Linked DNA regions of Mus musculus: region 2 is linked to region 1. The links are chromatin loops, found by intact Hi-C in ENCODE. Cell type or tissue: left cerebral cortex. All regions are shown on one strand. Each heading gives the region's core, and the rest is flanking DNA. Links, peaks and the distances in the headings are about the cores only.

Region 1 (15,821 bases), core at 3,700-11,699:
TGTCCACACTTCAGTCTTCATTTTTCTTGAGTTTCATGTGTTTAGGAAATTGTATCTTATATCGTGGATATCCTAGGTTTTGGGCTAATATCCACTTATCAGTGAGTACATATTGTGTGAGTTCCTTTGTGAATGTGTTACCTCACTCAGGATGATGCCCTCCAGGTCCATCCATTTGGCTAGGAATTTCATAAATTCATTCTTTTTAATAGCTGAGTAGTACTCCATTGTGTAGATGTACCACATTTTCTGTATCCATTCCTCTGTTGAGGGGCATCTGGGTTCCTTCCAGCCTCGCCCATTTCTGACAAACATCACACATCCCTCGCCTGACCATCCAAACGTCCAAAGCCTCTTGTGTGTGTTTCTGCAGCCTCCTCCTTCACCTCAGCCTCCTCCACCACCACTGCCTCCAACTCTGGGCCCTTAGTTTCTTCTCTCTGCTCTTTGTTGCTCTTTGAAGATCCTTGATCTAATAACATGTCTGAGCCCTGCTTGAATCAACATTCTCCTTGCGTTTGTGCCATCCCGGTAGTTCTCCCAACCTTTAAGGAAATTCTTTAAGGAAATAGGGATTTTTAATTTTTTTTTTAACCTTCTACCAGCCATCAAAGTCAAACTACATTTTTGCTCTCTCATTTCTTCTCCTGCTATTTCATCATGGCATTCCTCTTACTAAACTCACTTTCTCGGCCTTCAGCTTCACCATCCTTCTTCTCCCATCATGTTTTCTAAGGCATTTGAAGATAGACACAGCATCTAAGAGTCTCAGCTGTGCTTGCCCACTGAGTGAGCATTGGCTTACTGCTGGCTCCTTCTTTGGGGAATATAAAATGTAAACACAATGAACTGCACAAGCCCGAAGCGTTTTCATTCTGTTGGAAAACTGAACATTAACATAACCAGAGAACACTCTTAAGTCCTCAGAGTCAGCCCCAGCTCCATCTCCAAGGCTGTGACCCTCAGCTGTTTTGTCCCCCCCCACCCTCCCCACTTTTCTATTAGGTGTTCAGTTATAAATTTTCATATTAGATACAATTATACCACTTTGGTCTTTTGTGTGAGGCTTCTTCCTCTCCCGGTGACTGTTTTTGTTGTCTGGTTGCTTGTCAGGTTTATCTGTGTTCTTTGAACATCTCGATAGTACATCCTGCTTTGTCGCTGGCTAGCGTTCTGCATACAAACAGCACGATTTGTTCGTCCGTTCTGTGTTGATGAACGTTTTGGCTGCTTCCAGCTTTAGGTTGTTTTAGAGAAGCCTCTTAGACATCACTTTTGTTATTCCTGGGCGTTGAGAGTAGAATTGATGGCTCATAACAGGGGAATTACTATCAGTTCTGTAAGAATCAGCCAGACAATCTTCAAAACTGGTTGTATCATTTTAAATCCCCACCAATGCTGTGTGTGAATGCTGGCTTTTTCTTCCTGTGTGGTAGTTTCAATGTTTCTTTTAAGAGACATTCTTTACCCTGAGTATCAGCTGAGAAAAATCCCCTTAGGTAAAGCCAGCTGCAAAATATATATTGATATATACTATATCTATCTAGATAAAGATAGATATCGTAGGTAATTTTTTCATTGTGGCACCTTCTTTGTCCTTATTTGTTGGCAGGATCCTTAAAATGTTCAAACTTCAAAATCCTCCACAAGTGTCACTTGTTGCAATAGGAGAGTCAATAATGACTCTTGTCTATCGTTTTGTCATTGAAGTTTCCAGAATACACATTTAAAACTGTAAGTTTGACTACATCAGGCCTCTGCTTAAAATTCCCCCTGTCAGGGACTGGGACTTGCTAATCTCACATAGGACCCGAGTTCATTCCCTAGCACCCACAGCAGGCTGCTAGTTACTGCCTGTAACTCCAGCTCCAGGGAATCTGATGCTCTCTTCTGGATTCTAAAGATACTCATACACACACACACACACACACACACACACACACACACACACACACACACACACAAACTAAATGTTTTCTTGAAAATGTATAGGGTGCTTAGAAACCAGTATATTCAGTATTCCATACACCCTCAACTTGTCCTTTGACCAACTAACTTTTGACATTTCACCTTAAAACATTAAACACAATCCTTCAGTGGCATAATATCTTTATTATTAGAGAGTTTCATACCTGCTTACCTTGTATTTTGCTTATATTCACCCCCACTCCCCAACACTTTCCAGATCTACCCTCACCTTTCCAACTTCATGATCTCTTTTTTATGAGACTCAGCATGCTCACAGGTGCCTCTTGTCACTCCTCATCCCAAGAGTCATTGCACGGCTTGTATGTCCCTTTGAGGTCACACTGGTATGTTCTGGTTATTCCCTGTTATCTGACTTGCCTCGGTGGGGATGTAACGGCTGAGAGCCAAGCCGGTGCCTTTCATTTCACCCCTGTCTCCTGGTACCTAGAATTGAGCCAGGGACCCAGGAGGTGCTCAGCTCACAGTTACTGGATGAATAAGTTAGCAAACACATTCTGCAGTGACCAACCAGGCAGACATGGGGTTTAGTCACTAAGTGTAATGATGCCTGACCACGTGCTGTTGTTCATTTTGTTGGTGTTTTGAGACAGAACCTCATTTGCCCAGGTTGGTCTTGAACAACTGATCCTCCTGCCTCAGCCTGTTGAATGAAGGGATTACAGGTATATACCACCCTGCCCGACTTCTAATTTTTATTACAATTAATTAATCTACTGATTTATTACAACCCACTGTAGTAACTTCTCTGCCCAAAGCTGAGAGCAGCATTAATCTGAGGGTCTAAGGATAAATACTTGCAGGCAGCTTGGCAACGTGCTCATGAAGCAACACAACAGTATCGGGTTCCCCACTAGGCCTGTGACATCTCTAGCCATGAGCTTTTAACCAGGTTTACAGTACCAGGTACCAGTTCTTTCTATTCAGAAAACAGTTGGTTACTCCTTTAACTTTCATGTCACTATGGCACCGGAGCTCCTTACCCAGCAAGGGGGTAGTTCCTTACCTCGCTCCTTATCTTTCAGCACTATTGAAAGCTAGCCGGCAAAAGGGGAGTTTCCATGCCACTAAAAGTAGACTATTTCCCGTTTATTCCACCTTTGAACAGTCTTATCATTTGGACTCTTTAAAACTGTGTTGAATAGCTATCTATTACAGAGGAATCACTAAATACTTGTTAAGTAAAAGAGAGGGTGGTTTTGAAGGACTTAAGAGTTAACCCACTGATGAAATTAAAATGGACCTGTTGACTGACTGAGCGGACTTGGTCAGATGGCGCCTCAACATTGGAGCTCCAGTAACCTGGGTACAGTGAAGGACGGGAGTTGAACGCACGCACAAAGGAAAGTAAGGATTTGAGCCAGCAATAAATGAACCTTGTAGGACAACATAATGGTAAAATGTGTTTTTTGTACGTGTTTAGAGTTATGCTAACAATCTAGAGAAGCAGAGGTATCTAACTGGTTTTAAATATATAAATATGTTCTGCATGTCTTGACTATAGATTATTGGTTTTTAAGTTATTGGGTATGATTAAAAATTTATAACGTTGGTAACAGAAAGTTGGCTTAAAACTGTTAACTCCAGGTTGGAGTAATTTGGAACTACAACACGTGGCATGTGCCAACCGAGGGAAACAGGTCTATAAAGACAGTTCTAAATTGGGAAGAGTTTCCCCACTAAGTGCTGATGAGCTGCCATACGTGAAATTGCAGGCTTATCTTCATCTTGAATTCCACGGTTCATTCTCAGCCAGACCCAGAGTGACCTTACAAATGTGTCATTACCAAACTGAACCTCTACCTGTGGCCCCGTCACACCTCCCTTCCCAGGCAGGTCACTCTTCTTCTGTCAACCCCTACACACCTCCACCCAGCTGACCACATCTTGACATCCCTACTATGACCTGTTCCTTTCTGTCCCTGACCATGCCTTAGTTCTCACACTCATCTTTTGCCCCTGGATCTGCCGAACCCCTGCCTTCTGATTGATGCCTTCTGTCGGACTGCTGTAAGTCCTATCTAAACACTCTATAAGCTGCATCCACCTTGTGGATGTCAAGTCACAGAGCTGCCATGCATGTAATGAACTACCTCACCAGCTGTCCCCGTGCTCCCCCTACCCAAAGCTATTCCCCATCCTTCCCTACCACACAACAGGCCAGAATAAATCTCCCCCTTCCCTTACATTGCTTCTTATTAGGTGTACTGGCTAGTTTTGTGTCAACTTGACACAGCTGGAGTTATCACAGAGAAAGGAGCTTCAGTTGAGGAAATGCCTCCATGAGATCCAACTGTAAGGCATTTTCTCAGTTAGTGATCAAGGGGGAAAGGCCGCTTGTGGGTGGAACCATCTCTGGGTTGGTAGTCTTGGGGTCTATAAGAGAGCAGGCTGAGCAAGCCAGTAAGGAACATCCCTCCATGGCTTCTGCATCAGCTCCTGCTTCCTGACCTGCTTGAGTTCCAGTCCTGACTTCCTTTGGTGATGAACAGCACTATGGAAGTGTAAGCCGAATTAAACCCTTTCCTCCCCAAACTGCTTCTTGGTCATGATGTTTGTGCAGGAATAAAAACCCTGACTAAGACATTAGGTAAATTTGATCATAACAACAAGTAGCTAATCCACACGGTCTTGATGGTGTCACAAAATCCATACTCCATGGTTTTCACTCTGGAACTCAACTGGGTCAGATCTGTGGCCAGTGTGCGTCTACCCTTCCCTACAGCAGGGTTATGCCACCCTTTACAACTGACACTTCCTTGGTTCTTCAGCCTCTTCCCCAGCCCTGCCCTCATGAGCCCACATGCCGGCATATACGCCGAAGCTCCAGTTCCTAGAATGTGATTCTGTGCCCCCCAACACCAAAGCTCTGGGTCCTAAAATGTGATTGATTCCGTTCCCTCATCAGGATCTGACCATCTCATTATCTCACCCTCATAGACCCACCCTTGGGAAATCCCTAGTCATCCTTCAAAATATAGCTTGCCTATTGCTTTTTCCTTCCTCTCTTAGGCTATGTTGTCTGTGTCGTTCTCTTGTCTGGCACAGCATCACTGCATCACTGAAATCATCAAGCTTTGCTGGCGTCCCCGATGGGTCCAGAACCAGACATGCAGCCATTGCTAACGTCCCTGGAGTGGCTCTGATTCCATGCTTGTGTGTCATTTTTCTCCTAAGAAGTACCATTCCCACTGTCAGCTTTATGAGCTTGAACTGAGATTTTTTCCCATCATGTTTTCCCCTGGTACTTTAGGCCACACTCTTCACGCTTCGTTTATAGGCCTGTAGAGAAGGATTTAATTAAACCATACTTAATAGAATGGCTGCCTCTCTGCCACTGGCAACATAATACGGGTTTGGAAAATGAAAACAAGCATAATACTTGGTGTGGTGACGCTCGCAGTTTTGCGAGACAAAGATGGTATCACGGGGTGTTAGAACAGGGGGAAACTTTTGAACACTGATCCAGGCCCCAGTACTTCACACAGAATGAGGAGAGAAAAATGCCTTGGAATCTCCAGCCAGATTTCTTCTTTGGGGGGTGGGGGGAAGGGTAGTAGGGGGAGGGTATTGCTCTGTTTATTGACTATCAGGAACACCCAACACAAAGCTCTACAGCTGCATGCAGCCAAGGACACACATCGAATATTATGAGACTTTTGCACTCGGTTGTACTTATAATTTTCTTTGTATGGTGTGTGTGTGTGTTGTTAACCCTACACATGCATATGTACATCATATAAATAACAATAAAATAGGTGTAGTGATCTGATCGGGGCAGACTGACATCAGTCATAAGTCATAGGTAGCACTGATAGTTTCTTAGCCTTTGGTGACCAAGTGGCTGTTAACACCCCAGGCGTCAATCAAGGCAGGAATGGGAGCAAGAGAAAGACCTCCATGAGCATCTCGTCTGTTCTGTAGAGAGCAAGTTTCCACTCGAAGTTTCTCAGCAGAATCCCAATTTCTCACAGGCCCCAACACATTATATTACCACTCAGTAGGCCAAAAAGCACTTAAAAATAAAATTTTTGGTCCTATAAACTTTTTATAATGGTGGGTGCGGGAAGGGCTATGTCAGAGCTGGGGGGGGGGGATGCCTGGGCAAGTACAGTCCCTGCCATGAAAGCAAAAGGACCGAAGTTCAACTCTAGCACCCATATAAATACCTGAGTGTGGTCCTTTGTCATCCCATCGATGGGAAGCAGTGACAGGAGTGTCCCTAGAGCTTTCTAGCCAGTCAGCCTAGCCTAATAAGAAGCTCTAGATCCCAGGGAAGGGCATTGTCTCAAAACAGAAAAATTTCAAAAAGAAGAAGAAAAAAAAAAAAAGGCCAGCACCTAAAGACCTGCTTATGAGGTTGAGCACACACACATGAATCACACATGCATGTCACAAACACCCCCGGGCATGCATATCCACGTGTTTATGCACACACATGTAAAAGCAGGCTGGAATATTGTGTAGTGAGCAACAAGCTAGACCTGCCAAGAGGACCTGCCATTTAAGAGGAGATTTAAAGGATTTAATGGGGATTTTAAACAAAGCCTTTGAAGTTGGCCATGAGCTTGTTCGGATCTTGCACTGTGCATCAGTGAACAAGAGCGGATCGGCTCCATCTCCCGTTTACTTCCTATCTCGCAGATTGCCCTTAGATTATGGGAATTTGTGCCTTGAGTCATGAACTCCATCACTTTGGTGTTTGCCTCATTGTGACATCTTCCGTTAAGCTGACCCTTACGTCTATCCATTCTTGACACCTTGGATCTACAGATAAAGCAGATCTGACGAAACCTCCAAACACTGGAGATTCTGAAGTCATGAAAATCCAGACGGAAAGAGGAAGATTCTGTGTGTTCTTTATCGTCTTTAGCGACTTCAGTCAAATGACTGACTACTCCCGAAGTCAGAAATAATCCAGAGTTAATTGGCTAAGGTATTTTAAGGTTCCATCTTTTTCTATTTTTCTCCTGTCTTGGTAAAGCTAGGAATTATGTTCCAAGCATTGAGCATCTTGGCACAGTAGTTACTAAGACAACGTATTAAATGAAAAATAAAAAATATCACTGGATTAAAAAAAAAAAAAGCCTTCCAATTGAAATACCAACATCTTAGTATTGCACTTTGCAGTTGATCCAGACACCGTGTCTTCCTAAGAAAAACCTGTATGTTCTTTAAGTCTAAAAGTTAACACTTCCTCTCCTCTCTACGTTAGCAGAATCCTTTAGCATCGTAAAGGACCTCCTTTCTGTTACATATTACAGAGACAAATTATCCATTTGTCAGTATATACTTGGGCTAGCCTGAACCACATTTTAGTAAAAAGAGTTGTCGGAGTCTATCAAGAACTGCTCCCAGCCCCACACCCAACATCAAAGCCCCCACATGCTCAAATCCCTTCCATAAAATGAGTATTAGCCTACAACCTGCCCACGACTTCCTTTATATTTCAAATTATCTCTAGGTCATTCGTGACCGTGATAAGATGTAAAGCCTATATCATTTTCTAAGGAGCCACTTAGGAAATTTAAAGAGGAAAGGGAAATATATATATATTCGGGACCCACATATTCCCCTGTATGTTTTGGGTGCCTGATTGGTTGAGTTGGTTGGCTACAAACACTAGACATGGTGGGCTGGCTGAAGCCCTGGCTCTTTATCTTTTCCTTTTCCTTTTTCCTTTTCCTTTTGTGTGTGTGTGTGTGTGTGTGTGTGTGTGTGTGTGTGTGTGTGTGTGTGCTTTCTTAACTTCTGGTGAGGCCTATGAGGTTGAGCTTAAACTACAGGCCACAAGTTTGGGGGTTAACGAAACCAAATGAGAATGTCATAGGAAAACTGGAGACAGTAAAGGCTTCCAAAAGTCCAGATATCTAAATTTGTAATGGATCTGAGACGCTCCTGGCAGCAACCATCCTTACTTTCCTGGCTTGGCTGCAGCCCTAGGTTCTGAACATAACACATTTACACACCCCCACAATGTGCAACACCCAGAAATACTGGCAAAAGTACCTCAGATCAGCCCCCAGACTGTTACATTAGGAACTGCAGAGATTTTAGTATACGGTCAGCTTTCTGCTCTTACAGAAGCAAAATGGCTTAATTTGGAGAAAAGACATGGGGGAAGGCCTTTAATATCTTCCTATTGTGGATCCTTCGCATTAAGTATCCAGTTGGGACATCTTTGCACTAAATGGTGCTAAAATGGTTGGTCTTAAGCTTTGTGTCTAAGCTTCATGAAAAAATAAGAATGTTGGATGGATTTTGGCTTGGGATTTAGGACAGGATTTCCCACATTGTCTGAAACAGCCCTTAGCATTACCTTTGCCATTTTGTAGTCTGTATTCATGCAAAATAGCCACTGCAGCCTTGACCACTACCATGAAACGTCAGTCAACTCGGAAAAATGACAACTACCATCTACCTCTTACACCACCAAATATTAGTTCAGGGTTTAAATTCTTTATGTAGAACTAGAAAAGTCATCCAGGTAGCTTATCAGTAGGCAAATTTACTATAGTTTTCCATAAACTGTATTAGTATATTATAGAATGGTTTAGAATTCAACTTTTTTATGGCTTGATATCAATACATGTTTTACTTCTTTTGGGGGGAGGTTTGGGGGGGTTGGTTTTTTTGTTCTGTACCTGCTTTGTACACCTGTCTGGTCAAATAGATGTAGACTCCTCAGGTGAAAAGATGTCACAGGTAGAAACTGTAAAGAACACCTCCCAACGTGAGCAATGAAGCCCTTCCGTGTGCTATGGGCGATATAGAACTAAGTGCTCTAGTAGGATGGAAACTCCACGTTCTACTCTGGTAGAACAGAACTGACCTCCACGGAGAAGATGCCATAGGAACGCACGGCTCAACCTGATTGGTGTTCCCCACAGAGATGCAAAGCACAGAGGAGCAAATTCACTCTCCTGATCCCAGCTCTCCGGCATGGCTTCCGGTGAATAGGCCAGTGGGCTTCTTCCCTGTCCTTTATTCTGTGCCTCTGCTGGGTGTCCGGTGCCATGCTAGGTGCTAGAAATCCAGAAGAAACTAAGGGGGAGTCCCACTCTTCAATGACAATATTAGGAATCTATATGAGAGGGAAAGGCAGTGGAAAGGGCTGGATTTGCACACATCTCCTCTGCCTATTCAAGAGAGAGGAGGAGGGGAGAAACAACAAACTGAGTGGGCTGGGGATATAGATGGGGATGGAGCATACTTAGCATGTGCAAGGCCCTGGTTCAACCCTCAGCACCGGAATCAAAATGTGGATCCCCACTTTGTGTGGGCTCTGTGGATGCAGCTGATCTAAGCTTGCCAGGCTTCTGTGGCAACCAATTTTACCCATTGAGCTGGCTTACTGCCCCAAACACTATTGTTTTCATAGGGCAGGAAATAGTTTTGCATCCATCAGACTGAAGAAACGACTGTGGTTTGGTGGTGACTGGACTGAGTCAGGTGGAGATGTTTGTCACGGGGAGATGTCACATCCACGGGAAAGTGAAAAAATGTTAGCATCTGAGCCATGCTTTGACACTTTGCCATCTTTTTAAACACAGGCATGCCCTTGAACTGCCAGAAAATATTTTTGAGTTGAATATGGTTCATTAAAATTAGGTTAAAGAATATCAAAGTTTTAACCTTGTTTCATAGAAAGTGCTTTTCTTGGCTTAAGATTTAAAGTGTCCCAAAAGCAAGCAGGATGGCTCTGTGGGTAAAGGCACTCCCACCAAGCCTGCAGACCTAAGTTTGGTCCCCAGACCGACATGGTGAAAGGAGAAAACTGGTTCCTGCTTGCGCCTGAATGCCCTCCTCCTCCACGGTCATCATGGTACCTGTGTATTGCATACACACACACACACACACACACACACACACACAGAGAGAGAGAGAGAGAGAGAGATAGACAGACAGACAGAGACAGAGACACAGAGAGACAAAGAGACAGAGACAAAGAGAGATTGTAAATAAAACACACAAACATAAAGAAATGTAATAAAATAAAGTGTCACAGTAATGATAAGTGCTTTAAGAGACTTCATTTGTACCATCTCCAGTATCTTGATCGGACATGTTTGGTCTGCATCACGATACAACAATATGCCTGCTCTATTTGCCTTTTAGACAGCATAAGAAATAAAAACAAATGTCCTCAAAGAGTTCAGAGCCTGGTTAGGAGAAACGATCGTGCCACCACTGTCAGGAGCTGACCTCTTTGTCCTACTAGCGACGAATGACTATGTTCCAAGACCCAAAAGCAGACATCCCAACACACAAATCAACTCTAGGGCAGGAGTGATTAAATTATAGAAGGTATATTGCCTCACTCACCACAAATACTATTGGTTCCCCGCTCTCCCTCTTCCCCGACTCTCTCCCTCCCTCTCTCCTCTTCATCTTCCTCTTCATCCTCTCCTCTTCATACTCATCTTCCTCTCTCCTCCCTTTTCTCTCCTCCCTCCTCCTTCCTCCCTTCTCTCTCTCATGCTACACTGCACCCCACTTTGGTAAGGATTAATGGTATATGGCTGAGACGTCATCTTACTCTTATACTAAAATGGAGAATTGGGGGAAATGACTCAGAAGTTAAACACTTGGGGCTTTTAAATTATCAGATTATCTGCTAAAAAATTTGTCTAAATTACCTAACTATCTGCCTGATTTCTTTTGTTCATTTCTGTAAGTGGACCCACAGGGTAAGATTTAAGGCAGTCAAAGGAGTGTGTGTTTACCTACTCATCTGGTACACTGGGAAAGGAAGGTATATTTATCCAAATCTGAGTTGCTTAGCAACCTCCTCAGCTTTCCATTCTAGTTAACTACCTGTGGATGGAGCCTGACAGAATCCCAGGCTCCAGCGAACAGGCGAGCATTCTCATCTTCAAGGGAGGCTTAGAACCAAGGTCAGTAGCTGAGCTGCCGAGACAGAAGAATCGATGGGTTTTGTGTTTATAAAGTAATAGGCTCTCGGATGTGAAAGGGACCTGAAATGCTGTTTTAATCTAAGGGCCATCTTCTCTATAGCTTCACAGTGGTGGTATTGATAACAACTCTATCTGAGCTAAATTTAGTGAACTACTAAGTTCAGTCCTTTTTCCCCACAGTGTACTCGATTGATTTTTAACAGATGGCATGGCTTGAAAATATCAATGCTGTTGAATCATTTTTGCTTTATGATTTGTTTTGAAAGGACATGCTTTGTTTTTCTGATTAAAAAAAAAAAAAAAAAACTACCCCAGTTTGCTCATTGGTTTCCCCTAGCCTTCTTTCTCGTGGCATCCTGAACATCTCTCTATAAACTTCCCCCATCACTCATAGTAGACCTGCTGGTGCCTCACAGATCTAATCTCATCTTTGAGTATGACAACCTAGCAACACCCCGTCACTAGGTTCCCCCTTCCAATGATAGTTCCTACTGTCTTCATTCACATTCACACAGAGGGTTGAGTCCCTCTGCCATCCTCACCAGTCAGCCTTAAAGTCCAATGAAGCTTTGCATGTTGGTTTTTTTTTTAGCCAGGGGAGAGAGCAGAATGGCAGTGCAGATAAGAAGGGTGTGTTAACCCAAAAGGGTACCAGGCTCCGTTAACACACTTCATCACAGGGAGAGCTGACTGACAAGGAGACCCTCTGAAACTGACCTGCATTGTGTCCATTAAAGATGGAACTTCAGTGACTAAGCCGCCACAGTGGTTGTTTTAAGATTTTTGTGATTCAAGGGTAAGAAGTTCAGTTTATTCTGCCAAATAAATCGCATCCCATCTCTCATGTAAATCACTCAAAACCTCCCGATCCTGCAGCACCTCTTTCCTTTCAGCCTGATGTTAGGTAAACGTCCAACAAACCATGTTATTTATTTCATTTATTTATTTATTTATTCTGTGTGTGTGTGTGTGTGTGTGTGTTTGTGTAAGCGTGTATATGTGTACCACATTGTGATCAGATACCTGTGGAAGCCAAAAGTGGACATCATATATTCCTTGAAACTGCAGTTACATAGGTGGATGTGAGCAGCCATGAGTCAGGAACCAAATGCAGGTTCTCTACAAAGGCAGCAAATGTTCTTTGACCATTTTTCCTGGTCATTGGACCTGAACCATCTCTCCGGCACCTGTACTGTTAATACTTTCACCCAAATAAAGGACAAAATGACTTAATTGGTTAAAAAAAAAAAAAAAAGGACAGAGTTCAAAGGTAAACTCCTGGAACCCAATCACAGGCTGACAGAGAACCATTGATCAGTAACTTGGCTATACTCACCAAAGCAGTTGCTAATCCTTGAATATATCCCCTATCCTCTACTGTCCCAGGGAACACACCAAGAAAAAGCTTACCAAGTGAGAACCAGAGGGAAAATTAGGATATATTGACAACCTCAATGTTGCCTCATTTAAATGGATTCTCCAACAAAGACTCTTGGGGAGCTTGTATGTCTGATGCTACCTTAGGCTTAAATAACTGCATATACTTACATATATAGTAAATATATATTTCACGTATGTGTATATATACACAGCAAAACATGTTGTTTACGAAGTGTTCCTGTACCCATTTCACTTCTGTCATTGTGATAAAATATCCTGACCAAAAGCAGCTTTGAGGAAAAAAGAGCTTATTTGGCTTCCAATTCCACATTATAGTCCATGATCATAGAAATATCAAGGCAGGTGCAGAAAATAATATCCAGAGTCAAGAGCAGAGAGAAATTCTTCATGCATACTTAGCACTCAGCTAGTCCTCTCTACTCCATCTCAGAGCCCAGTGCCAGGGAATGGTGTACCCCACAGTGGGCTGGCCCCTCTTACATCAACTGTCAATCAAGACAATCCCCCACAGACATGCACATAGGGCAACCTGATCTAGCTAATTCCCCAACTTCCTTCCCACCCAAGTCATTCCATGTTGTGTCAAGTTGATATGTAAAGCTAACCGTTGTGTGTACAAATACTAGCCTCCTTTTGCAGAGCAGGAAAATGAGAGTCAGGGATGGGAACTCCCACAGCAAGCATTTAATAGTCAGGGCCAGAATCAACTCTGATTTCAACCAGGTACACATTTTTCCCCCTACTCCTGGCACCTCTAAAGCCATGGTCACTGCAGCTGAGGCCTAGCCTCCAACCTTTTACTTTCTATAATACCCAGCAATTTCCTTTCTGGTATAGTCCCAGCCATAGCAGCTTAAAGTCTAAGGAGTGCTGAATCATGGTGATTGTGTGACTCAGTGAGTCAATAGGCGTTACATCCAAAGCAACTGGTCCAAGAGTTTAGAAAGAATCCTTTAGTCCTCCGTGATTTCTTGATTCACTGCGATACCTGGTTTCCTTCTCCTACTTAAGTTTCTTACATTGACCACCTTTGTCAATGATACACAGAAGCTGCAGAGGGATGGAGCATACCTGATGTCATAGCTGTGTGTAACAGTTTTACTGCGTGTGTACCAGTCCCATTTATACTGTAGAGATGATACGAGCCAAGGAGCTCTCTGCTCTGCCTTTTCTCCCCCCCCCCAAACAAAACAAGACAAAAACAAACAAACAAACAAAAAACCCCACAGAAGTTGTGTCTACTGAGAAAGATACTTCAGAGTCCCTACTTGGAAGATAAAAATGAAGGCATGTCTTTTGTCTTCCTCGATTATCCTTTTCTGACCCTAACAAAAGCACAATTACCCAGATAGTTAATTGGAAAAGTGGCAGGAAGCAGATTAAAATTTTCAGTAGGAATGTCTACTACAAAGGATGCCACTTGAGCTCCCAGTTCTCCATGGGGACATCTGTGGATAGTCACCTAGGCATGGTTCTGGGCTTTGTTTACTATGAGCTCACCAGCCAGCTAACCTAGCACATTTGGTGAAGTTCCAGGCCAATGAGAGACCCCCCCTATCTCAAACACAAAGGCATCTAAGGAAAAGCATGAACACCCTCTCATCTCGCATGCACACACATGCCTGGGCACCTCCGAGCCCATCCTTATAAAGTGCGCACAGCTTGCTGGGAGGGAGACATCCGCATCCTCCCGCAAACGCCATCAGCTCCCTGCCCTGCACATGGGACAGCACTTTAATCAAACAGGAGAGGAAATGAAGGTGATATCTCTGAGAGTTGTGGCTTTTAAACCCCGTGGAATGGCAGCTCAGACTTCCTACCGTTTTGAACAAAGCTCCATGTAGCACATGGTTTTAAATTAGTGGTTAACATAATTTAAGCATGCTTTTAAAGGAAGACTTTGTCTCAAGAAATCTTGCTTTAAAAACAAAACAAAAATCAAAGACAACAGGAGCTAAAGCTGCAGCTCCCCAGACAGAAGACAAGCAGTTTTATATCTCAGAACAGCTTAAAAGCCAAAGCACATTCAATTCTTTTCCCTGGGTCCATTATTTCTGTGATGATGATTTTTGTATTTCTTAAGAATCCTTCTGCAAGTTGCCCTTGGTGATTCTAATTGATTTCAGAGACTTGTGAAGAACCTTGCACGTGTCTTGGCCCTGCCCTCTCCCTGCCAAGCACCAAATGTGAACTATGGCTACCAGGTCCCTTTTAGCACATTTAGTGCTAAGGAGCTCTCTGCTCTAATTTGAACCCTGACCTTCAAGGCAGTTGAAGCCCTGGCTGGTTTGTTAGCAATGGTATATATGTCTGAAAGTCATAGGGTGTGAATCACCGGGGGGTGGGGGGTGGGGGTGGGGGTGGGGGGGTGGGGGTGGGGTAATGGCTTTGATCTGAGTGTGAAAGCTCCCTTGAACAGTTCCTTCATGGTTGTTAGCTGTGGTAGAGAGGACTTTGGAGCCTCATGATAAAAAGGGGGAGAAAGGAATGAAAGAAGTTCAAGGCAAGGTATATACATTGTTTCAAAAGAGGAAATGAAAGGAATCAATGGCTTCTGAGGAAAGATACAAACTAACTTGTTGACCTGAGGAAAGGCCACTATTTCCGGAGGCGTGAAGGCAGGAGTGTGAAGCTGAAGGTTACATTGCATCCTCAGTCAGGAAGCCGAGAGAGATGAATGCTGGTACCCATTGCTTTTTTTCTCCTCTTCCTTCAGTCTGAAAGCTAAGCCCTAGGGATGGTACAACCCACAAGTAGGATAGGACCACCCTTGTCCATTAAATCTCTCTGGAGATGCCTTCATAGACATGCCCCAGACATATGTCTTCTAGATACCCTAGTTGGCACTCAAGATTAACCAGCACCCCTGCTTCTATCTCACAACACCCACTCATGGATGTTAGTCACCCTCCCATCCAGTATGCATCATCAAACCTCCCACAGAAGGCACACCTTCTGAAACAGATTTAAGCTCAGTGGCCATGGTACACCTATGCTCCTATCACCCAAAAGAGATGTGTGTGTTGTTTGTTCTATGCAGAATGAATGAAGTTTAATCTCCTAAAGTGACCTCTGCACCAGACGAAAGAACTAAGACGTTGAGACAATCCAAGTACTAATTCCAGAGAAGTGTGTGCCTTCATCTTGGCTTTATATCATCTATAAGGAAAAACCACTGTAGAAGACATTGAACCAGACCAAAGGCCACTTGGTATCTTCAATGAAATAGCCGCTTTACTTATGTCTCCTCCTTCTGCATTATGTGGTTTGAGGGATACTTTCCATTGCCTTTGGGTTCTTTTACAATTCTCTAGGTTGAGGAATAACAGATTCCATAACAAATTTAGCAATAGATCTGCAGATAAGTTCTGTCTGCTGGAATGACATTTAACTTCTCTCTTCATTCTTGAGAAATAGCCAGTTTTGCACCTTCTTATGAATTTCTATCGTGGCCAACACATGCTTCCTCTCTGGAAATTCTCCTTGGAACAGTTATAAAATAATACTGCTTCCCTT
Region 2 (15,821 bases), core at 3,158-11,157, 54 kb after region 1:
GAGCAGGGAGAGATTAATGTGTGTGCTCAGCAGGCGTTCTTTTAGTCACTCTAAGACCCCAGCCTCCTCGGTGGTACCAAGCACACTGAGGGTGAGCCTTTCTTCCTCAGTTAACCCAATCTAGAAAACTCCCTCAGAGACATATCAGGAGATTTGTCTTCTAGATGATGCCACCACACCCCATCAGACTGACGCACTCAGTAGTCGCCACTGAGCAGGCCAAGCGGATGCTCCAAAACTGAGTTGAATGGGCATCTTCTCTGCACCAGGCTCCATTGCAGCATCAGTTTGGAAGCCATTGTCTTTGTCCTGGAAAATTCATATGCTGAGTTGCTTATCCTACAGTTGCTAGTATTTGGAATGGAGCCTTTGGGAAGTGACAGATACCTGAGGGCTTCCCAGAGTTTCTGCTGTGGACATCTCTTCACTTTCTAACTTCAGAATGACCTCTTCAATAGGACTCAGATTCCTCCACTGTCTTTCTAAAGGGAGAGAGAGTGATGAGCTAGTTAAACTTCTTTAGTAATTAAAAATGTTTAAAGAGGTTTGCGAAAGCGAAAGACCCTCAGATAGTGTAGATTTGGAAGTGTTTCTTAGTGCATTTTGTTGCCACTGTTACAAAATACCTGAGGCTGAGAAAGTAATGAAGAAAAGAAATTGTTTTGGCTCCTAGACCTTGTTGCAGGGAACTTTGAGAACAGGTGGTCACAGCTCGAAAGGACTTCATGCTGTGTCAGTGAATAATATAGAAGTGGTCAGAGCTGTGGCTAAGCATATGAGGTAGCCTGGTTTCCTAACAGCCTACTCCCATGGTGACTAGCCTTGTAAGACTTCATCCCCCAAGACTGAAACCAAACTCATAAAAATATCCATCCATCATGAGCATGCCCCTACCCTCTGGTCATGAGGATCCCCCTACACCCTTTGGTGATGAGTGTGCCCCCCGCCATCCCTGCAATGCACACACCTTGCAACATAATCACCTCCCAAAGGCCCTGCATCCTGACGGAGCTCTAGTGAGAAATTCAGTTTCTTTCAGTTTGGACTTTATAAGTACAAATCATGTCAACACTGTAGAGGGAAACTGGTCTTTATGCTTCTTATTTTAGCAGTCCTCAAACTGTGCACCTGGACCACATGCAGAGCAACCTTCCTTAAGCTCCCAAGCATGGGTGTTCTAAGAGAATAAACATCAGAATTCTCATCATCGTCCATATGTACTTTTTCCCAAGATGAATCTTCGTGCTGGTGGGCCTGTGATGGAGACAGTTGCACCGGCTCATCTTATTTCCCATAATCCTCTTCTCCTCTTAGTAGGAGTTCTATTTCTGAGTCATTTTAGTAACTATTTCTGTTTGGGGATGTGGAAACCTAGTAGGCGGGAAGAGGACAGGAGCTGCATTTGGGGACGTTTGCTTAGGTTTATGGATGGGGACATGGAGTGATTCTCAGTCTGAGATGGGGGTCCTCGGATGCATCATGTGTGCTCTCGGTCTTTCTCCAAAAACAATGTAGACAGGGTGGCTCACTGGTGAATAAAGGTGTTTACCGCCAAGTCTGAGGACCTCAGTTTCACATTTGGAATCCACGTGGCAAGGGAGAACCAACTCCCTCAAGTTGTCCTGTGTCCCACAAATATGCTGTGGCTTGCACACCTGATCGGCTGGTGTAAAAAAGGAAACCAGTTAAGTAAGACAGATGCAAATCTTCAACCTAGCCAGTTGTACAGTGATGCCAAAGGGTGAATTGGAGAAGAATAGAATAGGGACTATCACACAAATAATACTGAACACTTCTAGGCTTATTAAATACCCAGAAAGATCTTCCAGATCTTAAAAGATGTGATTTATAATACAAGAGTGTATGTATTTCATAATGTAAAACTCCCATCTTCCATAGGCAGGGGAGGCCACTGGAACTCCCCAGGGGAAAAGTGCTGGATTTGGTTTTGGCCAATAATAATCAACCAATCAATAATTATATTGTTGCAATTGTTCTACTAGCTTTTCTTTTGCAAGTTTGATTTCTGCATCTACAAAGATATAAAATAACCTAATGTTAAAAAAAATAAGAAGCAGCTGAAAAAACCCAGAAGGAAGAATAGTGACAGTACTCACTAGATGTATACGTCCCTATTTATCCTGACACTGATGATTCAAATCCTTTTAATGTTTTACCACCCTGCCATGCTTTGCTTGTCTCCTGGGAGGTTTTGAGTGACATTTCCGTAACAGCATTTCTCATCTGTTCCCACCTCTTTACTTAAGTATTACATTGATGGAAAAACAAACAACCAAAATTGCTGCTCTGAGTTCCTCACTTTAATAATAGGTGTACTTATACACAGTCATAAAATAATTAGATAATAAAGCTGATCAAAAGAGGTGGATTTCCAAAAAGAAATACTTTTGGATTATATTTACCAAACATGTGCCAAAATCTGTAGTGTTTGTGGGTTTTGTTTTGTTTTGGTTTGTTTTTTTTTTTTTTTTGAGAAGTTTGATTATAGGAATTATAAAAATGTCACATATTAGGGGCAATGATGTCATATAATAGCAACAATGATGTCACATACTAGGAACAATGATGTCATATAATAGCAACAGTGATATCACATACTAGGGACAATGATGTCATATAACAGCAACAGTGATATCACATACTAGGGACAATGATATCACACAAATAGCAACAATGATGTCAGAAGAAGTTTTTAAAAATAATTTGACCATTTAGTAAGCATTTAAGCTTACATAGCTTTTTTAAATATTATTATTTCACTTTACGTGTGTGGGTATTTTGCCTGCTCCATCTGCATGCAGTGTCCAGAGAGGCCAGAAGAGAGCAGTAGATCCTCTGGGATTGGAGTTGCAAATGTTTGTGAGCTGCTATGTGGTGCTGGGACTCGAACCCCGGTCCTCCAGAAGAGCATCCAGTGCTCTGAACCACTAAGCCATCTCTCCTTTCTTCATGCCATTATTTTTGATACAGCAAATCATGGTTGGGTACCCAGTAGGAGACATTAAAACAGAACATATATAAAATGTAAAGAATCCCCGGTAGGACAAACAGAACTGAAACCTAAGTTTGAGGAGAAAGATGAAGTTTTGTGGTCACAAATGGAAGTTTGTGACGGCTGGAGAGGAGCTTGTTCATGTGTTGTTCATTAATAGTGGTTCCGTCAGCTGTGTTACTATGAGAACACTTTTCACTGTGGCTGGACCTTGTGCTGATTAACTCCTTGAACCGCTGATTTAAGGGAGATGTGTAACAACTGACAGTCTTGGTGCTTCTTACGCCTCTCAAAGAGAGGTTATCATAGTCACCCACCCACCCTTCCTTCCTTCCTTCCTTCCTTCCTTCCTTCTTTTCTTCCTTCCTTCCTTCCTTCTTTTCTTCCTTCCTTCCTTCCTTCCTTCTCTTCTTCCTTCCTTCCTTCTTTTCTTCCTTCCTTCCTTCCTTCTCTTCTTCCTTCCTTCCTTCCTTCTTTTCTTCCTTCCTTCCTTCCTTCCTTCTTTTCTTCCTTCCTTCCTTCCTTCTTTTCTTCCTTCCTTCCTTCTTTTCTTCCTTCTTTCCTTCCTTCCTTCCTTCTTCCTTCCTTCCTTTTCTTCCTTCCTTCCTTCCTTCCTTCCTTCTTTCCTTCCTTCCTTCCTTCCTTCTTTTCTTCCTTCCTTCCTTCCCTCCTACCTTTACTCCCTCTGCAATTGTTTATTCTCACTTATCTTTATTTTTCTTATCTCTGGAGGGACTCCTGTGTGTGTGTGTGTGTGTGTGTGTAACTATAAATTTATGTCTCTCATTCTAACTTTGTGATATATTTAGTGATTGTATCTTTCTCCTCTTTTCTTTCTTCTTCTTTTTTTTTTTCCCTCTTGAGACTCTGCAGTCCAGGCTGGGTTGGAACTCACTATGTAATCTAAAGTAGCCTCATAATAATGGCTATCCTCCTGCTTCAGCTTGCCTTCCAACTCTATAATTACATGTGTGAGCCACCAGGCCTGGATGCTATTGTTTCAAAAACTAGGCTTTCTACTTCAGCCTCTTTCTCCTCTCATGGGGTTCCATTAACACTAGTATTAGACCCTTAGTGTCATCCAACAGACCTCTCAAACTCCATGTTTTGTTCCTTCTGTTCTTCAGATTAAACAGGATCTGTATCTTCAAGTTAAAGGTACCTTCCTCAGCCATCTCCATCCTGCCTTGAAGCTTACCCAATGGACTTCTGTCTTTTGTTATTGTAGGTTTGTGTGTGTGTGTGTGTGTGTGTATGTTTATAGTTCTAGATTTTCCTTTTAGTTCTCATTACTCTATTAAGAACTCCTGGTTTCCAGCTATTTCAGGGATATTAGCTTCATCTCAAGCACAGTTAAAGCAGCTTCTACAAAGGTCTCTGGGAATTCCAATGTCTGTGTCACCTCTGTCACTCATGGCTGGTGGACATTTGCAGGTTGTCCTTTCTCAGGGCTGGTTGTGTTTCTCTAGTCCTTTGCATGCCAAACTGTTTTGATTTGAATCTTGGACATTTGGGCTTTGCTTTGTGAGACCCTGGGTCCCTTGGAAAATGCTGCCTCATTGGTTTTGCTTGGCGCCACCAGCCAACCAGCTTAGTTCTGTGTTGCATGCAGTGTGTCGTGGTCCTAACATTACTTCTAGTTTCAAATCCCTGTATCCCATGTGTGCACTATTTGGGAGTTAGTCTTGGACTCTGACAGAGGTTGGTAATAGTTCAGTACTCAGGGTCTTTGGGTTTGCCCCACACATATACAACTCAAGGGAGAGGCTGGAATGTTCCAGAATCAGGGTATTCCCTTCATCTCTCTACTCTATGTGGCTCTTCCCTGTAATCTCTTGTTCTTCTGCCAGAAATACTGGATTTCTCTTGGAAGTTTTATCCGTTCATCCTGCTGCAGTATAGTTTCCCAAGTCTGGGCTATCCTCAGGACAGAGCAGTGAGATGAACGTAATTGCCAGTGCAGAAGACAGCTCAAAATGCATTCCCATGCCATGTTCTCAGGCAGTGAGTGGTGAAGAGTTAGATTCGTTCACTGGAAATTGGGAAATTGAGACTCAAGTTAATTGTCCACCAGATTCCCATAGGTAGGTGGGTTGCCGCTGAAGTGGCCATATCTCAAGGATTCTCTGACCCCTGTGATGCTTCCCCCACCCCCAACCCCACTCAATATCACATGACAGAACTTAGCGTCTTAGAGCCAGAGGTCCCAGTTCAAAGAATGGCTTACTTTGTAAAGCCAATGGGCGTTGGTTTGGGGGACTGAACCTGTCTCAAGGAAGAAATGTGAACTGGCGAGATAATCTCCGTAGGTGCCCTGCCTTCCTGTGCTCTGCTCAGCATTGGTGGTGAAAACAGGAAGTCCGTACCCTAAGGGGGATAAAGGGCCCTGGGAGACTTGGTTGGGAGATGAGACCAGCGGTGCCAGGACAGGACCCTCGGAGCATGGCAGCAGCAGTACAAGAAGGATGGAGAATAGGATGACTCGCACCCAAATAGGGCCGAGCTATCTCCGTGGTGCTGGGGGTGGGGGAATCTCTCTAGACCTTGAGGGGATACTATAGGAGACAGGTGTAGCATTGGAAAAGTCTCACTGAAAAGTCTACCTCTCCCTCACCAATGGGACCTTAGCAGAGGCAGCAGATGGATTCCTAGGTTACTCAAGATCTCAGGAATCTTTTCTATAGTTTTATAAAAGCTTTAGAGTGCCCTCTCCCCCACTCACATAACTCTCTAATCTTTGTTATTTTGCTTATAACACCTGAAACTTCTTTGAAGACAGAAAAGGGCAGCTTTGTGCGTTAGCTTTACGTCATTGTGCGTCAGTTTTACGTCACTGTCTTAAAATGCCTGTGGCTTTTAAGAAGAAAGGCTTGTTTTGGATCATGTGATCATTTGACTCTCCTGCTTCCAGAATGTGATAAAATGATGCTCAATGCAGGAACAAGTGGTAGATACCAACAAGAAAAGAGACAAGAACGGGTGGTGACCCGTATCCCTTCAACTTCCTTCCACTCAGCCCCGCCTCTTGAAATTTCCACCTCCCAGTCGGACTGTGGGCTGGGGAACCAAGCCTCCTATGTAAATTTTTACATGACATTTGAGACCCAGGCTAAGTGGTGACTGACGTTTGCTGTTTGGTGAAAAGCAGTTTCCAGACACTCCATAGACGAGGAAGGGAAAAATGCAAAGGTGAGCGAGCTCCTTGCTAGCATGACCGTCGTCTCTTGGTGACCCCTGCCTTCCCGAACATGACTTTTGTCCCCTCTTAATACTGCTCACCACAGAAAATATTTCAGACTTGGCTTTCTGGATATGACCACAGTGCCTAGCAGGGGACTGGAAACAAACCAAACCAAGCTAACGTGTTTAATGGGCCCATCAAGCATGAATGAGTAAATACAACCAACGACGAATTAACAATGAATCACAAGATTACGTCCCTCGGTGATTGGAAGGAAAGAAATGTGTTAATGCACCCTTGCCTAAGAGAATTAAGCTAAGACAGAATGGCCTGATGGTTGACCAGCTGTTTTTAAATTTTGGTATACTTGTAGAGAAACTAGTCAAGTGGGATTTTATATATGCAGAGGAAGTCTTCATCTTCCTACGGCTTTGTGTCTATTTCCTGTTTAATCTTAGGTTCGTGAGCACAGAAATCCATGGGTTTGAATGTGCTTCGAGGAATCACCAAGGGGCTGGGGAGAGGACACAGCCTGTAAGGTGCTTGCTGTGCAGGTGTAAGCCCCAACTTCAATTCTCAGATCCCAGGAGGAAGAGCTGGGCTGGGTGGCACGTGTTCGTAATCTACCCCGGTGCTGGGGAGGTGAAGGCAGATGGGACCCATGAGCTACAGCTAGAGACCCTGTCTCAAAAATTTAGTGTGGAGGCTGTGAGAGTGGCTTGTTGAGCCAGAGTGCTTGCTGTGCACACTTCAAGGACTTTCTTCAAATCCCAAGCACTGGTGTTGAAAGATGGGCGTGGCCGTGCACATCTATAGCCTCAGCACTGGGGAGGGCGGAGACAGGCATTCCTGCAACTTGCTGGCTTCCAGCCTAGCCCCAGCTTCAATGAGATAACCTGTCTCAAGGGAATAAGAGCGATAGAGCAGGCCACCCGGCCACTTCCTCTGCCTTCCTAAACGACCAGTGTTCACAACCACACACACACACATGCAACACGCCCAAAGGTGTCAGGGGTACATTTCCTGAGGAGTGGCACCTGAGGTTGACCCCTGGCTCCCACATTCACACACACACATACACACCTACACACCTGATTATACACACACACATAGACACACACACACACCTGGTCATACACACACACACACACACCTACATACCTGATTATACACACACACATACACACACACACACCTAGTCATATACACATACACACACACACACACACACACACACACACACACACACACACACACCCCTGGTCATACACACACACACACACCTGGTCATTCACACACACATACACACACAGGGTGTGTGTGTGAGAGAGAATCACTAAAGACTCACCACGGTTGCTTCTCCATCTTTGACCTAGGAATAGGAACATTGAACTGGCTTTCAGGAGACCCTAAAGACCTCACTCTCTTCTATGAACACGAAAACACTACCAAAGTCACTTTCTTCTTTACTCTTTTTATGAACTTGCTGTGACAATTTTACAAAACTCTTTGAACAACATGAAATATATGTATTTTGTTGCTGTTGTTGTTGTTGTTGATACCCTAAAGGGGAAAAAAAGAGCCATGGAAGATGCAGGGCTTGCCTTCGGTGAGAGCAAACATACGTGTTTCTTCATGGAAGCCACTGTGGTTCCACACAGGAAAGACTAATCTAGCACCCACTTTTAAATGGAAATTTCTCCTGTGAAAAATCTGGCCTACAGCCTGATGTGGGATGGTGCCAGAGAGTAGGCAGCAAGCACAGAGCAGTGAGTGGAAGCCAATTCATTAGTCAATCAAAAATATTTATAGACTTCTCTAGGTGTATGGCACCGTGCTGGACTCCGTGGGATGGAGGAAAATGAGCTCAGCTTCAGCTCGGGCAAAGCATGCTTCCCAGGCCCTTGGGAGGCAGGGTGGACATGTGCCAAGGGGAAAGACAGCATAAGGACTGTGTTCACTGGACAGGGTGTCTTACAGATGCTAAGGAAGTGAACTGGACACATAGGCTGTTATTCTGGGCTCACACCATTTGCATGTTGCTGTGGGGTACCAGTGTTCAGAGCAACTGTGACAGCTGTCCTTAGCACGGGGGGAATTAGTGAGGAGAAGGCTCAGCAGGCTCTCCTCCACTGAGCAGGAGAAGGTTTGGGTGAACTGTGGGGAAGATGGAGGGTTCTTATCCAAGATTATCCTTGCTTGAATTCTTTGTGCTGTGTGTTTGTGTGTGTTCCTGTGTGTGTGTTCCTATGTGTATGTGTGTGTATGTTTGTGTGTGCTCCTGTGTGTGTGTTCCTGTGTGTGTGTGTGTATGTATGTCTGTGTGTGGTCCTACGTGTGATTATGTCTATGTGTGAGTTCCTCTGTGTGTTCCTGTGTGTGTGTGTTCCTCTCTCTGTGTGTGTGTGTGTGTGTTCCTCTGTGTGTGTGTGTGTGTGTGTGTGTGTTCCTGTGTCTAGATACACACTTGTGCAGGAACATTTGGATGTCAGGGGACAATCTCTGGTGCCATTCCTCAGATGTCACACACTAATTTTGTTGTTGTTGTTGTTGAGACAAAGTCTCTCATTGGCCTGGAACTTTCCACATAGGACTATTTAGCCAGTGAATCCCAGGTATCAGCCTGGCCCCAACTCGCTAGAACTGAGATTACACGTGCATACCACCCAACACACCTGGATTTTTTTACGTAGGCTCTGAGGAGTTAATTCAGTGTTTTACCTACAGAGCCATATCCCTAGCGCCTATGAGGGACTACTTAAATGTTAAAGAGTCACTGTAAAAAAGAATTTAGGAGGAAAATATGATTAAAAATCTAATTACATGGCCAGCCTCTCACTTTATAGTAATCAATACTCATTAGAGAAAATCTTGGATAGAAATGTCGGAAGAAGGGGCTAGAAAGATGGCTCAGCAGTTTAGAGAAATTGCTGCTTTTCTAGAGATCACGAGTTCAATTCCCAGCACCCACATGATGGTTGACAGCCATCTGTAACTCCAGTTTCAGAAAGTCTGATGCCCTCTTCTCACTCACGTGGGCATTGGGTGCACACAGTGCCCATACATACATGCAGACCAAAGGTTTATCTATATAAAATAAAGGAAATAAATCTGAAGCTTTTTTTTAATATTGGAAGAAGTCTACAGCCATACCATTTTGAAGATGCCTGATCTTGTGTGCTCTCAGAGCTAAGCAGGATCGGATCTTGTTTAGACTTGTATGGGAGAAATATTAAAAGAATAGGTAAAGAGACAGGAAAAAATAAAATATTTTTTTAAATCTCTTCTATTCACCATAGGTTCTCAGTGATCCCTTAACACCCCCCACATTGTAACTCTTGTAACACATTGTAACACATATTGTAACTCTTGTAACACATTGTAACACACATTGTAACTCTTGTAACACATTGTAACACACATTGTAACTCTTGTAACACATTGTAACACATATTGTAACTCTTGTAACACATTGTAACACACATTGTAACTCTTGTAACACATTGTAACACACATTGTAACTCTTGTAACACATTGTAACACATATTGTAACTCTTGTAACACATTGTAACACACATTGTAACTCTTGTAACACATTGTAACACATATTGTAACTCTTGTAACACATTGTAACACACATTGTAACTCTTGTAACACATTGTAACACATATTGTAACTCTTAGTGCTAAGCTATGGACTGTCCCACTACCCTTGGTTAGCCTGTTCATCTGTCTGTGTTTCACGGTCTGGGTGTCTCTATCATGCCTATAATTGGGTAGTGACATAGTAAAGCAAAGTTAAGCACATTCCCCAGGGCTCCTTTTTTAGTTACTTTCCTCACTGCTGCTATAAAATAACTGGTAGAAAGCGCTTAGGTAGAAGGCCTTATTTTGGCTCTCGGTTTGAGCGAGGACAGTTCACCATGGTCGGGGAGGCGTGGCAGCAGGAGTGGGAGGCAGCTGCTCACATGTGGATGGGTCAGGAAGCAGGGGCAGAGGACCTCTGATGTTCAGCGTACTTTTTCCTTTTTATTCAGTTCAAGACTCAGCCATGTGAGAGTGAGCCTTCACTGCTCAGACACAGCAAGACTTGTATCTTCTAGATGATTCCAAATCCATCCAAGTCACTGTAAAGATTAACCATCACAGTGCCCCAGCTAACAAGAGCCAGAGGACCAAAAGTGGTCCGTGACTCGAAGCTAAAGATCCCTCTGTGTTTCCCAGCTGAACATGAACACAAACTTTGTGAAATGCCCATAAGTGTGTAGACCTCTCCTTTTATGGGAATTTGAAATGGAAAAACCACAGAAATGCATTCTCTTTAGGTGTTTTACACATAGACTGCACTGTGGGCATAAAATCCGACCATGTGAGGAACAGGGTATCAGTACTTTGGGAATGGGTTTTTCACACGGATTAGTGAGAGAAAACAGCTGTTCTGATCTTTTCTCCTAAGAAAATGTTTCTTTATTCTGGGTCTCTGTTGTTGCCATACAGTCTATGGGAGAGCACATACTGGCTGCAGGAAATAGTTCTTTATTCTGGGTCTCTTTGTTGTTACAATACGGTCGAAAGGAGAGCACACACTGGTTATAGGAAGTATGTCTTTATTCTAGGTCTCTTTATTGTTGGAATAAAGTCTACGGGAGAGCACACATGGATTATGGGAAATATTTGAACCCCAGGTCTTTTTTTAATTTATTATTTATAAACTCAGAGACAAAGATACGACAGGGCATAGGAAGATAGGAGGGAACATCATAGAAGGTGACACCAGATGCCAGGTTACAGACAAACAGCCTGGCTACAGAACAACTGTTCAGATGAGAGAAGGACCCACAGTGGAAGAAAAACAAGGAAACTGTCTATTGTTCTGGGCTCTGCTGAGTGGAGACTCACATCACTAGAAGAGAAGGGGAAAGATGGGTCATTTTACAGCTCCTACAAAGCCAAGAGCTAGACCAGGTGTGGTGGCACACCTATAAACTCAGTTCTCAGGAAACTAAGAAGGAGAACTGGAAGTTTGAGGCTAGCCTGGGCTATATAACAAGACTCTTGTCTCAAAAGACAAAGAGACAAAAAAGGAAAGGGAAGAAAAGGATAGGGTGAGAAAATAAAAGAGGGGGAAAAAGAAAAAGAAAAACCAAGACGCTGTTAACAGTAGCGTTAGGAAACCAGAAGGGCCAGCAGAGAATCAGAGTGGCCCTGAGGAGCCAAATGTGACTCTCCGAGAACTGTGGCAGCGCGACATTAAAAAGACAAGATACAGGGAACTGTGTAGGCTTGAACGGCTAATACACACCTGTAATCCCAGAACTGGGGAAGCAGAGAGACAAGAAGATTGAGAATCCAAAGCCATCTTGGACTACGTTTGAGTGTGAGGCAAGCCTGGATTAAATAATGAGACCATTTAACATACAGGTGTGCCCTGGTGGGACTCAATGGATCACGCCTTAAAATGGAAAAAAACAGACAAGACGTAAATGAAATCATATTACTTGGAGATGAAGAGGTAATTGTCCAAAAAAAAAAAAAAATTGGCAAGGGTGATTGAAAATGATCATCCCTCCAGATGAAAAGATATAAACAGGAAACTGTTGTGGTTTTCTAAGAATTGCATACTAAGTTTTGCAGAAAGGTGGAAGAAAAAAAATAGTGTTTCTGCCATGATGAAATGAGTATTTGAAGACGTGGATAAGTCTAACATGCTCTGAACAATATGCAGTATATACATCACAAGATCAGTATATACATCACAAGATACCCTTCTGATAAAGGCAAAAGTTAAACTCTACAAAAGGAAAAACGTGGCGACATATGGAGTCAGCAGAGACACATATTTACAGGTGACTGAGTAAAGGACGTAAGGAGTAGGCATGCACTCTAAGAATATCACTCAGCTATTAAAGGAATAAAGTCCCATCGCCTGTGCCTAAATGGATGAAATAGGAAGAAATATCAAGTGAAGTCATCCAGATACCCCAAGATGAACCCCCATGCTCCCAGACCCTTGTGGGAGTTAAAAATATTAACCTCCAAGAAGGAGAGAGCTGAGTGTTGGTGATTAGAAGCTAGAGAGTGTGGGGGAGGGAAAGGAAGTGCTGGCATAATGGGTATGGACATGAATGAGGAACAGTAAGGGCCAATGTTCTGTAATTCAGGAACTGTACAGTACCACAACCTGTTATGCAATTCATAAAGAACCAAGAAGGAAGCTTGAAGACACAAACACGTACACACACACACACACACACACACACACACACACACACACACACTACACACACACACACACACCATTACTGTGTACAAGGGGATAGAAATGCTAACCATCCTGACTCAATCATGACTTAATACTGAGTTCCCATACCGTGTCTTTTAGATGATATGTGTGCTAGCTATATCATCTAAAAGAGAAAAAAAAAACCATATGGAATGGAAAAAATAAACAACAAAGGGGGAGTTTTAAATAAGAAAAGCAATAATGCATTAAGATGAGTTTCCCATTATAAAAGATACTCAATAGAGTCTCTAAAACTTCATTTATAGACAAGGAATGAAGATCAATATCAAGTATGGGCAAAGTGGTGTGTATTTGTAATAACTTCAGGAGGTGGAGCATCAGCTGATCAAAGCTAGCCTTGGCTACAAGGCTAATTGAAGACCAGCCCGGTCTACATGAGGACTCCCAGGCCAACCAGGCCTACCTATTGAGGCTTCGTTTTATTTGTTTGGTTTGGTTTTAAGAAATAAATTACCCTCAAACACAGTTTCTTAAAACAAACCTTCAAGAGGATGGAAAGTCAGCTCAATGGTTAAGAGCACTGGCTGCCGCTCCAGAGGGCTTGAGTCCGAGTCTCAGCACTTCCATGGCAACTCACGATTGTCTGTAACTCCGGTTCTAGGGGATTCAGTGTCCTCTTCCAGCCTCTGTGGGCATCAGGCATGCACATGGTACATAAACATGCACGCAGGCAAAACAACCATAAATAGTAATTAATTTAATTTTTAAAACTTTAAAGGTGTAAAATATAAGAATGTGACCACATTTTCCTCCGGTCTGATGAGCAATAGGCAGTAGGGACTCACCTATAGGGTGCCCTCCACAGGGACAGGGCGGCTAGAATTTTGGAGAGCCATGTTTGAGCTACACCATCTGACCCAGACTCTTGAGTCTTCAGTTGTTAATCTGGCCTCCTGTTCTACCTCTGATTCTTAGACTCTCTGTCACAGCTAACTCTCTGATTCTTAGACTATCTGTCACAGCTAACTTGCCCCCTCACCCTGTTCCACTGGCCTCCTGTCCAAACGCTTCCATCTGTCTCCTTTGCTCAGACCCATTCCTCACCAGACCCTCGTGTTCCCATCTGCCGTGGCAACCCTCTGCCTCTCCTCAGCCTCCTTCTTCATGCCCAGCTCCTGTCAAAAGTTGGCTAAGTGTGTTTTGAAATGCCAAGGCAAATGGGCTGGAATGCGGAGAATCTCTGGCTGTGCTTAGTCTTGAAAGTCTGCACAGCAGCTGAGGTCAAATGTGGAAAGACTTAGAAAGTTTGAGTAGACATACATGGCTACCTCAGACCCCATCAGTCACCCTGGACAAGCTAATGTGGATCCCAGTGTCTCCCTTCTTTTGTCTCTTACAGAGTGCTCCTAAATTTTCAACCTATAGGTATCCTTCCAGCCTCCTCTAAGTGACCTGTTTTGGTCTCATTTGAAGCTGTGACAAGACTTTCTGACTTTACATGAAGTGGCATCTGAGTGGCATTCCACAGCAATCTGCCTCGCCCCGCAGATTGATAGGCTGAGTCCTGCTGTCTCTCAACGTGTGTGACACTCACTGTTAGATAGCTTGAGATTGGAACCAGTTGAGGAGTCTGATTAAAAGCCCCAGGCTGGGAAGGCAATCCCAAGTGTGAAATTTAACAGGCTCTCCCAAAACAGCTTGTCCTGATGGAGGAGAGCCAGAGGTGGTTTGGGAAGCTGGCTAACAAAACAGATACATATCCCTGCTATCAGAGACTTGGTCCGTGGCAGTAATGTTTGGCAAGTTGACCAACAGGGAACCTAGATAAGTGAACAGATGGACCGCTAATAAAAGATCGGAGGGTCTTTCATCATTTCTCAAACGGCCCTCGCCCACCTAAGAGATACCCAGTTCCCCTGAAAGAAGATTATGTAAAGGATTCAATTAAATCCTTCCCTCCTTCCCACCCCACCCCCACCCCCTTCAACTGCAGTGGAATCAGAAGCTCTGACGTGAAGAGGAAAAGAATAGCTGAGCAACTTCTAATTTTGCAACCCCTTGGGATTAGATGCTGGATTCAGCCGTGCAGAGAGTCCTGTTCCATATTTTGAGAGCGCTGCCGGCGGCAGCTTCCAGAGCGATGGGTTTCCAAAATAGACCACGAGTTCTGCGTCCATCTCTGACTACTGATATTTAGTTGCTGAAGTACAAAGCCAGGCGTGTGGTTAGATGATGTTAAGCTTGCGTTTGGAAACTGTGGTGACCTGATCATCGTATTTAAACTGAGAAATGCAGAGACGCACATTCTCCTGGCTTCCAGGGAAACTCTTGAAATATTCACACATCCCAAGGTGACACAGCTCATCCTTGCTCCAGGGCAGCTGTGTCCATGATTTTCGGAAGCATGCCATCCCTCCCTTGCTCACAACGATGCTTGGGAAAGTTCCTAAGAGTGGAAGAAACCATAGGCTCTGGCTAAAGCCGGCATGCTTTATTCTCTCTGTGGTCGCAGACTGATTTCCACCGAAGGTAGTCATAAATAAGTGAGATACAGCTCTCAGATAGTAATAAGTTAACTGAATTCAGTTCACAGAGGACTGTGTAAGGTCCAGGACTAGTCACGGGACCTACACACTTGGTTAAATATGTGTTTGGAAACAGAAAATGATGGGGGTGTGATTCCCTTCTTCATCCCCAATGCCTCGATCAGCTTCCATCTCTATTCCAGCCTGAGTAATGGATAACTTAAGACCCAGCCTCCAAAAGCCAGCCGGGCCAATACTAACATGTGCCTAGATGTAACCAGCAGCCTCCACAAGGAGAGTAACCACCTTTAATATTTTAAATGAAAACCTCCGTAACTCAGAATCATTATAACGGAAGATAATTTCACCACAGAAACACTGATAGCAAACTGGTAATAAATAATACCCAGAGGGGATGGTATCTCCCTGCCTGCTGGACAATACACAATTCTAGAAACTCACAATTTCATACAGTGAGGTGAACAAGGATTTCCAGTGGGTTTAGAGTTGCCCTGGGTAATCATGCTTTAACATGGTGACTATAACTAATTGAAACGTGTTCCCACCACTTAGCCTCATATGCCTTGGTGATATTAATTTGGGGTTATGTGTTTGTGGCCTTTAGGTGAGTGCTGAACAAAATCGGCATCAGGCAGCAACATTGGAGTAATGGGAATTATTCCCCAAAGCAGAGAATAATGGAAAACTAGGTAATGTTTGCATCCAAGATTTTGTAGTATATATTTTTTTTAAAAAGTCATTCCAGGTATGGTGTAATAAAAAGCGTATGCCTTTAGTCCTAACACTGAGGAGACAGAGGCAGGTGGATCTCTGTGAGTTTGAGGTCAATTTGCTCTAC

What was found. A loop is a pair of places that touch in the nucleus more often than their neighbours do. Peaks named below come from ENCODE experiments on the same cell type or tissue, not always from the same donor. Only the 100,000 strongest peaks of a DNase experiment are listed, where the experiment ranks them.
Region 2: a loop joins it to region 1, with 2.3 times the contacts of the local background. A loop is called at or near these places in 2 of 42 quality-filtered maps.

Annotation. Positions count from the first base shown.
Region 1 is chr13:46,454,517-46,470,337 of GRCm38, forward strand. No RefSeq gene overlaps it. Among named protein-coding and RNA genes, the nearest start is that of Gm35110, 34 kb to the right of the region's middle. In left cerebral cortex, for the core only: a CTCF peak has its summit at 7,998; DNase peaks (open chromatin) are centred at 6,901, 7,102, 7,961, 9,265 and 1 more place; H3K27ac peaks cover 747 bases.
Region 2 is chr13:46,509,351-46,525,171 of GRCm38, forward strand. The region is part of intron 1 of Cap2 (CAP, adenylate cyclase-associated protein, 2 (yeast)); the gene reads left to right. Among named protein-coding and RNA genes, the nearest start is that of Cap2, 15 kb to the left of the region's middle. In left cerebral cortex, for the core only: no CTCF peak of the experiment used is centred there; DNase peaks (open chromatin) are centred at 7,048 and 7,997; H3K27ac peaks cover 791 bases.